3 separate regions of the Homo sapiens genome follow, and regions 1 and 3 are each linked to region 2. The links are chromatin loops, found by intact Hi-C in ENCODE. Cell type or tissue: endothelial cell of umbilical vein. All regions are shown on one strand.

Region 1 (2,500 bases), 640 kb before region 2:
GGGAGACCCAGGGGGCCATTTGGGGGTTCTATGCTTAGGGATTTGACAGGTAATGTTAATGAGACTCACACCCATATTTATTTCAGGATTTATTTATTTAGAGTGGAGTGTTCTGGTCGCGTGAGCCTTGCTGAACTGGCAATGAGAGGAGAAGGGAGGAAGGAAGGAGAGGGACGGCGGGGGGGAGGGCCGAGGGATCGCAGTCTAGAAGGCCTCTATAAAGCAGCCTCCAAGAGCACCGTTTACTGCCTCTTCTACAGGGACTGCATCCGTCTGCCCTCATATTGTCAGGTTGACAAGAGGAGAAAAAAAATTAACCAAAAGCCAAATCAAATAAATGTGCAACTCATAAATTCTGCAGCTAAAAATTTACCCCTGAGGGATAGCAACAAGGCACCGTGGAAGGCTTCCCCCTCTCTTGCCCTCATAAAGAGGGATGAGGAGTGAGGCTTCTCTCTCCAGCTCCGAGAGGCCCCGTCCAGAAGCACAGCACCAGGCCGCCTGCCTGGTCCTAGCCTTGTTAACGAATTTACTCCCCTCGTTGGTGGGCGTGAAGCTGCTCTCTTCCAAGGTGATGTCAGCTTCTCCAGGCCCCAACATGTTGCTAGGCAACACGTGCCTGGACCTGGCACCTGACCACTCCTTTGCTTCAGCTATGGGGGTGCGGGGGATGCTCGGGCACAGGATGCTGCGTGGACCGCAGATGGCTATGGAAGGAAGAGCAGGGGACCATCGAATGACCAACATCCAAGCTCATCAAGCCACCTCCTTTTTGGACTCCAAGTATGTCATTCCCAGCAAAACTTGTTCGAAGGAACATCGTTCTTGCTCTCAAGTATTCAACCAAGAGCAAGGATAAGTCAGTCATTAGAAAAAGCTCATTTCTGCCTGCCACTGATTAAACTTTCCAGAAGCAGCAAGGTTTCAAGGTGAAAATGTTTATCAAACCATGTAAAGCAGCTGCGTCTGCGGCGTCGTTAAAGCTTGAGATCCACCCAGGATGTATTTTGGATGCATTCATGTTTGGGAACATTCACCAGTACAACCAGGAGCCCCAGACAGAGGCCATCCATAAGAAAGACTTGGGGAATAGTGGACTACTTCATGCCACCCCAGTTGTCCAGGAGAATTACATTCTTATTTGGCAAAACTCAGAAAACGTTATCTACAGAGCGCCATCTTGTGGCAAACAGCACTGCTCTCTGTCCCCGCCCACTCCTGAAATTGGGGGTGGGGGGAAGAGGGGACAAAGACCAGGAAGCAATACGTAGGGCACCTTTTGCAACTAGGAATTGTTTTTCACCTGAAAGAAGAAGAGATAAAAAGCTATCATAGCAATTAAAATCCGAAGAAGTGGACAATTCGTTTAATACACTTCTAGCCTCAAACTTGATGAGCAGATTAGTGAAAATGCAATGTATGTCTATTTGCCAACACTTCCATCACACAGGGAAAATGAAAAAGAAGAACTCCACTTTTTAATAACCAACAAAAATAACCACAGTCAGAAACATTAGTAGAGATTCGTCACTCAGATTACCTAGAAGCATTAATAAACGTTTTGCTCTCAATTATGATTTGCAGCTGTATTTCATACAAAGCATTTGTCAATTAACCTCAATAAGTAAATATATAAATATATATAAGAATGTAAGACAGTGAAATGTATTTCCACGAACTGAAAAAAAATGGAGTTTTTGCAGATTCTTTGAGATCAAAGTAGAGTGCTTATACCATATGCTACTTCTTCTCTAGTGAGTGCAACTATGAATTCAATATATCTATTCAAACTCAGATATGTAAAATGGCTTTTCATCAACAAAAGTATTCAATGCACGAAGTCCTTATTTTTAAAATATGAATTCAAGAGTATGGCCAAGGATATCTTCAACATGTCCAACCAAGGTTGCTGTGTTTTGGAGCAGTGCTTTCAGATGGCAAAAAGGAAAGTGTTGCTGCTGTAATGATTTAGGTTAAATTGTAGCTTGTAATAAAACTAATTCCTAAATGTTGCAAAAAGGAAACCAGGAAGCTGACAACAGGTTTTAAGAAATAAGGTATGTTTCTGTATATTTAAAATAAGAACAAATGAGTCACTGTCAAATATGTTTCTAGTGAATAATTATTTTCTATCAACACTCTGTTAAATTAGGATTTTCTCCTTCTAGGAGGGTGATAAAAGAATTGATTAGCTGTCACTCTTAGGTGCTGAGTGATATCTATCTGAGTTAGAAGGGCCTCTTTTTGCTGTTTTGTTTCCATAACTGTAGGCATTTTCACTAAAATTCTACTCTGAGTCTTTTTGGCTTAGTCCCTGAAATCCTGAGCCTGCGTTCTAGAAAACACACGGTCACGCGCACACACAGGAATTGTTCTCTCCAAAAGGAGACACCCTCACATCTGCAGTGCCCTCATTTCATACCACAAGAGTCGGCCAATAAATCAACTAGAGGTAAAAGTAAAACCTGTAATAACCCGTTACCACTTCTTCCTCCTCCCA
Region 2 (2,500 bases):
CTAGGCTCACCCTGGCCTCCTTGCCCAGCCACTCAGTGCCCGAGCCACCGCGCGTGCCAGCGTCCTCCGCCGGTACCCACTACCCACCCGTGAAGGGGGCTGTTCGGCGCGCGTAGAGAGGAAACTTTCCCCTTACCCCTCCTCAGTCTCAGATCCTCCACTGGTGCCTGGTGCAAGGCCCAGAGACGGGGACCTGGGCTGGTACCGGACTCCAAGCCACCCCCACCCAGAAACTTCGGCCAAGTTGGAATCCCAGGGCGCGAGGCCTGCCGCGGTGTCTGCACGGGCCCAGGGCCCAGCGCCCAGGGCACCGGGCGAATGCCCCCTTCTTGATCGAGGCTTAGCCCAGGGCACCCGCCTACCTCCCTAACATCCTTCCAAAGAGTAATAAACTGCATTTCCGGCGTTGAGAAGCCTGGGCCGAGAGTTCCTGGAGGCCAAGTCCCCTGGAGTATCAGGGGGTGCGCGGGCTCGACCCGACGCCGCACCATCGGAGGGCCCATGGCCACAGGCCCAAGCTGCCTGGCCATGTCACTTGGAGCCTTCGGGAAAGGGTGAAAGCCAATGCACGAAAAGCCGCCAGTTCGTGTGCCCGCCGCCAGTGCTGAGCTGCAGGCGCGGCCCGCCCCAACGTCCTCCGCGCCCGGGGGTCACGCTCAGACCGTGCCGGCCTCCGGGCCTCTAGCCCTGCTCAAGCCTGGGGTCAGAATCGGGCGCCAAGCACAGGCAGGGGCCGGGGAAAGAACAGGAAAAGAGAGAGCCAAACTGACCCTGGGCCCCAGTGGGAAGGAGGTCAGAGGGGCCAGGAGAGACGCACCTAGAAAATCCCGGGAACTGCGGGATAGGGTGGAAACAGCACGCACTGGCAAAGCCTGCCCACCACGGGTGGTGACGCGGCCTCTGAGAGCGCTCCAAGTTCGTCTTGCGCCACGGGGTCACGCTCGTCCGTGGGCCGGGGAAAACCGAGAAGTAAGGGCCATCCCAACCTCAGTCGCGCACAAAGGGAGCCCGGCCAGGTTTGGGTGGGTTACTCAGGACCAGAGAGGGCGCCTTCGCCCTCTCGGCGCGGAGATGCTAGCCGCGGGGGCCTCAGGCGGCATCTGGCGGCAGAGCCCAAGACAGGCCGCGCACCCCGCCTGCCCTCTGAGGCAAGTTACTGGGCAACTCCCCCTGGCACATGGGGCAAACCAACGGGCGCCTCCTCCCTGCGCTGGAGGAAGGATGCCCTGTTGGGTTCACGGGTAAAAAGCAAAAACTGAAGGGTCCCAGACCCCTGTTCTCTGCATTGCCTCCTCCCTCTAATATTTATTCTGTACGGCTAAGATTGCTGAAGCCCGACCCCCAGTACCAGGGAAGGCTCAGCTTCCAAGTGAGAACGTGCAGGCGCCTCCTGCCAAGGCGGCCAAGTTTGACAAACAGCGCCTCCTGGGGTGGGGAGAGTGGAGTGCCGCTGCGCAGCCGGGAGCCGGGAGCAGAACAGCCTGGGCTCCCACCCACCCCGGGGCAGGTGTCCGCCCCGGGTCCTGCCGGCCCCAGCAGCTGGGCCCCGGCTCCTGCGCGACCGGAGCACCTAGTCCTAGCTGACGCCGTGACCCCAGGGGCGCGCGGAAACCGCCACACGCCGCCTAGTCCTAATTGCCGCCCACCTGCGTGAGCAAGGGTCGGACCAAGCCCGGCACTGGGCAGAAGGCCTAGGTACCAAGCGCCATGCGAACGTCCTTGCTGGAGAGAAACCTGCGCTCTAAGTGCCCGGCCCCGCAGCGGGGCGACGGACCTGACCTGGAACTCGCTCAACCTTCTCCCTGGAAAACCATGGGCGCTCCAAGCGGGGCGAAAACGCCGGGGTGTGCCTCGGCTCCTGCAGCGTGCTAAATTATAAGGGAAACAGTTAATTATTGTTTCCTTTTCCTAACTTTTCTCGGATTCCTTCGGTCACTTTGGCCGACCCCACGAGTCAGCTCTGGGGGCTCTTCTACTTGAGCGAAACCCCCAAATCAAACACTGGCGAACTTGGGCTTCTCCCAACGCACCCGGCAACCCGAAAGGTTGCCTGTCTGTAAAGATACTCCGGAGGAGCAGCCGAGCTGGAAAAGACAGCTGGTGCGTGGCGACGTCCCTCGGACCCTAAAAGGCCCATCGGTTTAGCAACGAGCTGGGATTTCTCGAGCTGCGTTCGGCGGCGCCCGGAAAATCAGTCCTGCTGGATGCGCCCGAGCGGGCGCGGGAGACGCCGATTCCGCGCCGGCCCGCCCCCGCCAGTTTACAAAGCAAACTTTCCCCAGAGAAGTTCCGAGATCGAACCACGCGCAAAGTGCGCCAATCAACACCTAAACAGACCCAAACTGTACAAACACGGATCGATCAGATAATTTCAAATATTATAATTGGCTTTAATTAAACACACTGCGTTCTAATTAACTCTGAAATTTTAGCATGCTTTGGGACACTGGTGTCTGATTTGATATTGTCAGTCCAGATGTCCTAATAAAATTCAATCCTC
Region 3 (2,500 bases), 1.3 Mb before region 2:
GATTGTAAGTTTCCTGAGGCTTCCGTAGCCCTGCTGAACTGTGAGTCAATTAAACCTCTTTCCTTTATAAATTACTCAGTCTCAAGTATATCTTCATTAGCTGCATGAGAACAGATTAATACACTCCCCGTGAACTACTCTAAGGAGAGAGCGGGTCTCCACGCGGCCTCGGTGTGTGCTCAGAACTTCTGACACTAGCAACCTGGCAGCCCAGCCCGGCGGGGTTCTGTTCTCTCTGCTGCATGGTTTAGCGTGTGGTCATAGTGTGTGTAGGATGGAGACTGAAGGAATCATCCTTCACGCTGATTCATCTGGAAGAAAAGCCAAGCCCTAATTTTTTAAGCTGAGGGCTCCATGTGTTTATGTATTTAGCACCTCAAGACAGGAGGAAATAATTAGTGGTTTGAGAACACGTTAACAAAAAGCAAGAGCTCTTTCAACCTTCGGGCTCATAATATACGTAATTGTAAAGTAACAAGCATACCAGAAGGAAACAATACTCTTTTGTGATGGGGAGGTTACCCCTCCACCCACCTCCTATACCCCGTGGGATAGCCACAGCATGGACTTCCTGTTCTACCCAGAGCCATAACCAGACAGCTGAATTCATGTATGGTTCCCAGGACAACAGTGGAGAGGGTGCATTTCTTACCTGGGCAAGGCTGGGAGGGATTCCCATAAAACATCATTTTATTTAATTTGAAGTTATTTTCTGGCAGGCTTTTCTTCTAATTTGGAACCTAATATTTAAACAACCATTGCTTAAAACACAAGCTGGTGTCAGAATTTTAAGGTGATGACAAGAGTAGAGCAGCTCTGGGAAAAAGAGAGGTAAGAAGTTCGGTTTTGGATTCCAGCCAAGCGATGGTCCTTTTACTTGTTTATCGATTATGTGTTGGTTCCCAAGGTCGACGAGGACTTGGCGACACCTGATTTTTATGTGGCATTTCACAGTGTTTCACTCCTCATCTTCAAGTTGGGAGGAATCAAATATTTCCCTATTAAAATTTGTTCTTCTACTTAGTGAATTTATGAGAATGAGAATAAAAATGTACTGGATAATTTTCAGCTCTTTGCAAAAAAAAAAGCCCCTTTAGCGTTGCTGTTGAATTCGGCAGCCGTGGCCAGAGGGACTGGGGAAGGGAGAGGTGCTTCTGCTGCCTTATTCATCTCCCCAGGGAAACGGAGTTGCTGGATGCCATAATGAAGGGGCTTTGTTTTTAAGAAGTCGAATGAAAACACTAGATGGTCTTGATAGATGAGCAAATATTTTGCAGGACATTTATCTGTTTACTTTGCAGTAACCACAAAGCGTCTGTAGGGGGAGTTTTCTTATTACTGTTTTTGAGTTACTAAACGCAGAAAATAATTTCAGGGTTTTCTCCCTTTCGTAACTAATTTGCAGTTAGCTATGTTTGGTACTGAGGGTAAAATATTTTTGCACAGACAGTCCTTGCTCCTGTTTCGAAAGGCTGGTCTCGGTGCATCTACGATTGCGGCGAATGACAAGAAAACTTCTGTGGGCATCAGAGGGTTTCAGAGAAACACGGAAAAGTGGAGGACGTTTAAAAATACATTTTGCACATCAGCAAGGTCAGGACTAGGGTGCAGGCAGTGAGGTGCCTAGGTTGCAAAATTTAAGGAGGTTGGGAGTGAGTGCCTGCTGAAATTATAGGCCCTAGGTGCTCCCTGGCCTCCCCCTCCTCCCAGCCCGGGGTGCCAGACATCCAAACTCTGGCTGGCATCCAAGTCCAGCTAAGGGCCCAGGGAGGGTGCGGAGCAGGTAGAAGGAAAGCAGATGCAGGAGTGGGCAGGGGAGGGACAGGGAGGAGGTGCTGGCTCCTCAGGCTCTGCTCTCCTCTGAAATATGGCCTGGAGAAACGGGAGGGAGGCCAAAAGGGAGCCGTAGTCCCAAGCTAGAACCCATGTTTCCATCGGATGAGCCGTGACCATGGGCTCCTGGCTGTCTCTGCCATCTGCCTGATGCTGCTCTAAGAGGCAGAGCAAAGGTGCTGGACAGCGAGTCCATTTAAGTGGGGAGAATAAGCAGGTGGCTGGGGTCTGGTTTTCGGCAGGTGGCCAAAGGAAAGCAGGAGAGTTCCAGGCCTGGGGACTCCACTTAGGACAGGGGACCACCTGGCGGAAATGTCAGTTGCCAGCAGAATGGGACCTGAGGGGAACTCAGCAGGTCTCTCTGATTGTCCCAGGGTGTCTACCTGGATCCTGCTCCATCAGCAGCATGTGCAGGGGCCTGGGGCTCTCCCGCCCGGAGGGACCGTGCTGGGTTCATTGCTGTTGAAGGCTTGCCCCAGTATGCCGAAGCAAGTCTGCAGTGAAACCTCAACCAGTAGAAGGAGGGACTCTGCAAAGTCACCTAACCAAGGACGTGGCCCAGGGAAGGGAACAAATTGAGGCCATGAATGTAATTGACCATATACATGTGGGCAAGGATGAGGAAACAGCGGTGCTCTTATACTCTATAGGTGAAAATATAAACTGG

Evidence for each region. Peaks named below come from ENCODE experiments on the same cell type or tissue, not always from the same donor. Only the 100,000 strongest peaks of a DNase experiment are listed, where the experiment ranks them.
Region 1: it touches region 2 in a loop (6-fold over the local background); 2 of 110 quality-filtered maps call a loop at or near these places.
Region 3: it touches region 2 in a loop (8-fold over the local background); 15 of 110 quality-filtered maps call a loop at or near these places.

The regions. Positions count from the first base shown.
Region 1 is chr10:129,331,472-129,333,971 of GRCh38, forward strand. No RefSeq gene overlaps it. Among named protein-coding and RNA genes, the nearest start is that of MGMT, 130 kb to the right of the region's middle. In endothelial cell of umbilical vein, a CTCF peak has its summit at 1,187 (motif pointing left); a DNase peak (open chromatin) is centred at 1,170.
Region 2 is chr10:129,967,657-129,970,156 of GRCh38, forward strand. No RefSeq gene overlaps it. Among named protein-coding and RNA genes, the nearest start is that of EBF3, 4.6 kb to the left of the region's middle. RefSeq lists an enhancer at 615-1,234. In endothelial cell of umbilical vein, CTCF peaks have their summits at 1,396 and 1,598; no DNase peak of the experiment used is centred here; H3K27me3 peaks cover 2,415 bases.
Region 3 is chr10:128,630,641-128,633,140 of GRCh38, forward strand. No RefSeq gene overlaps it. Among named protein-coding and RNA genes, the nearest start is that of LINC02667, 280 kb to the right of the region's middle. In endothelial cell of umbilical vein, CTCF peaks have their summits at 1,337 and 1,562; no DNase peak of the experiment used is centred here.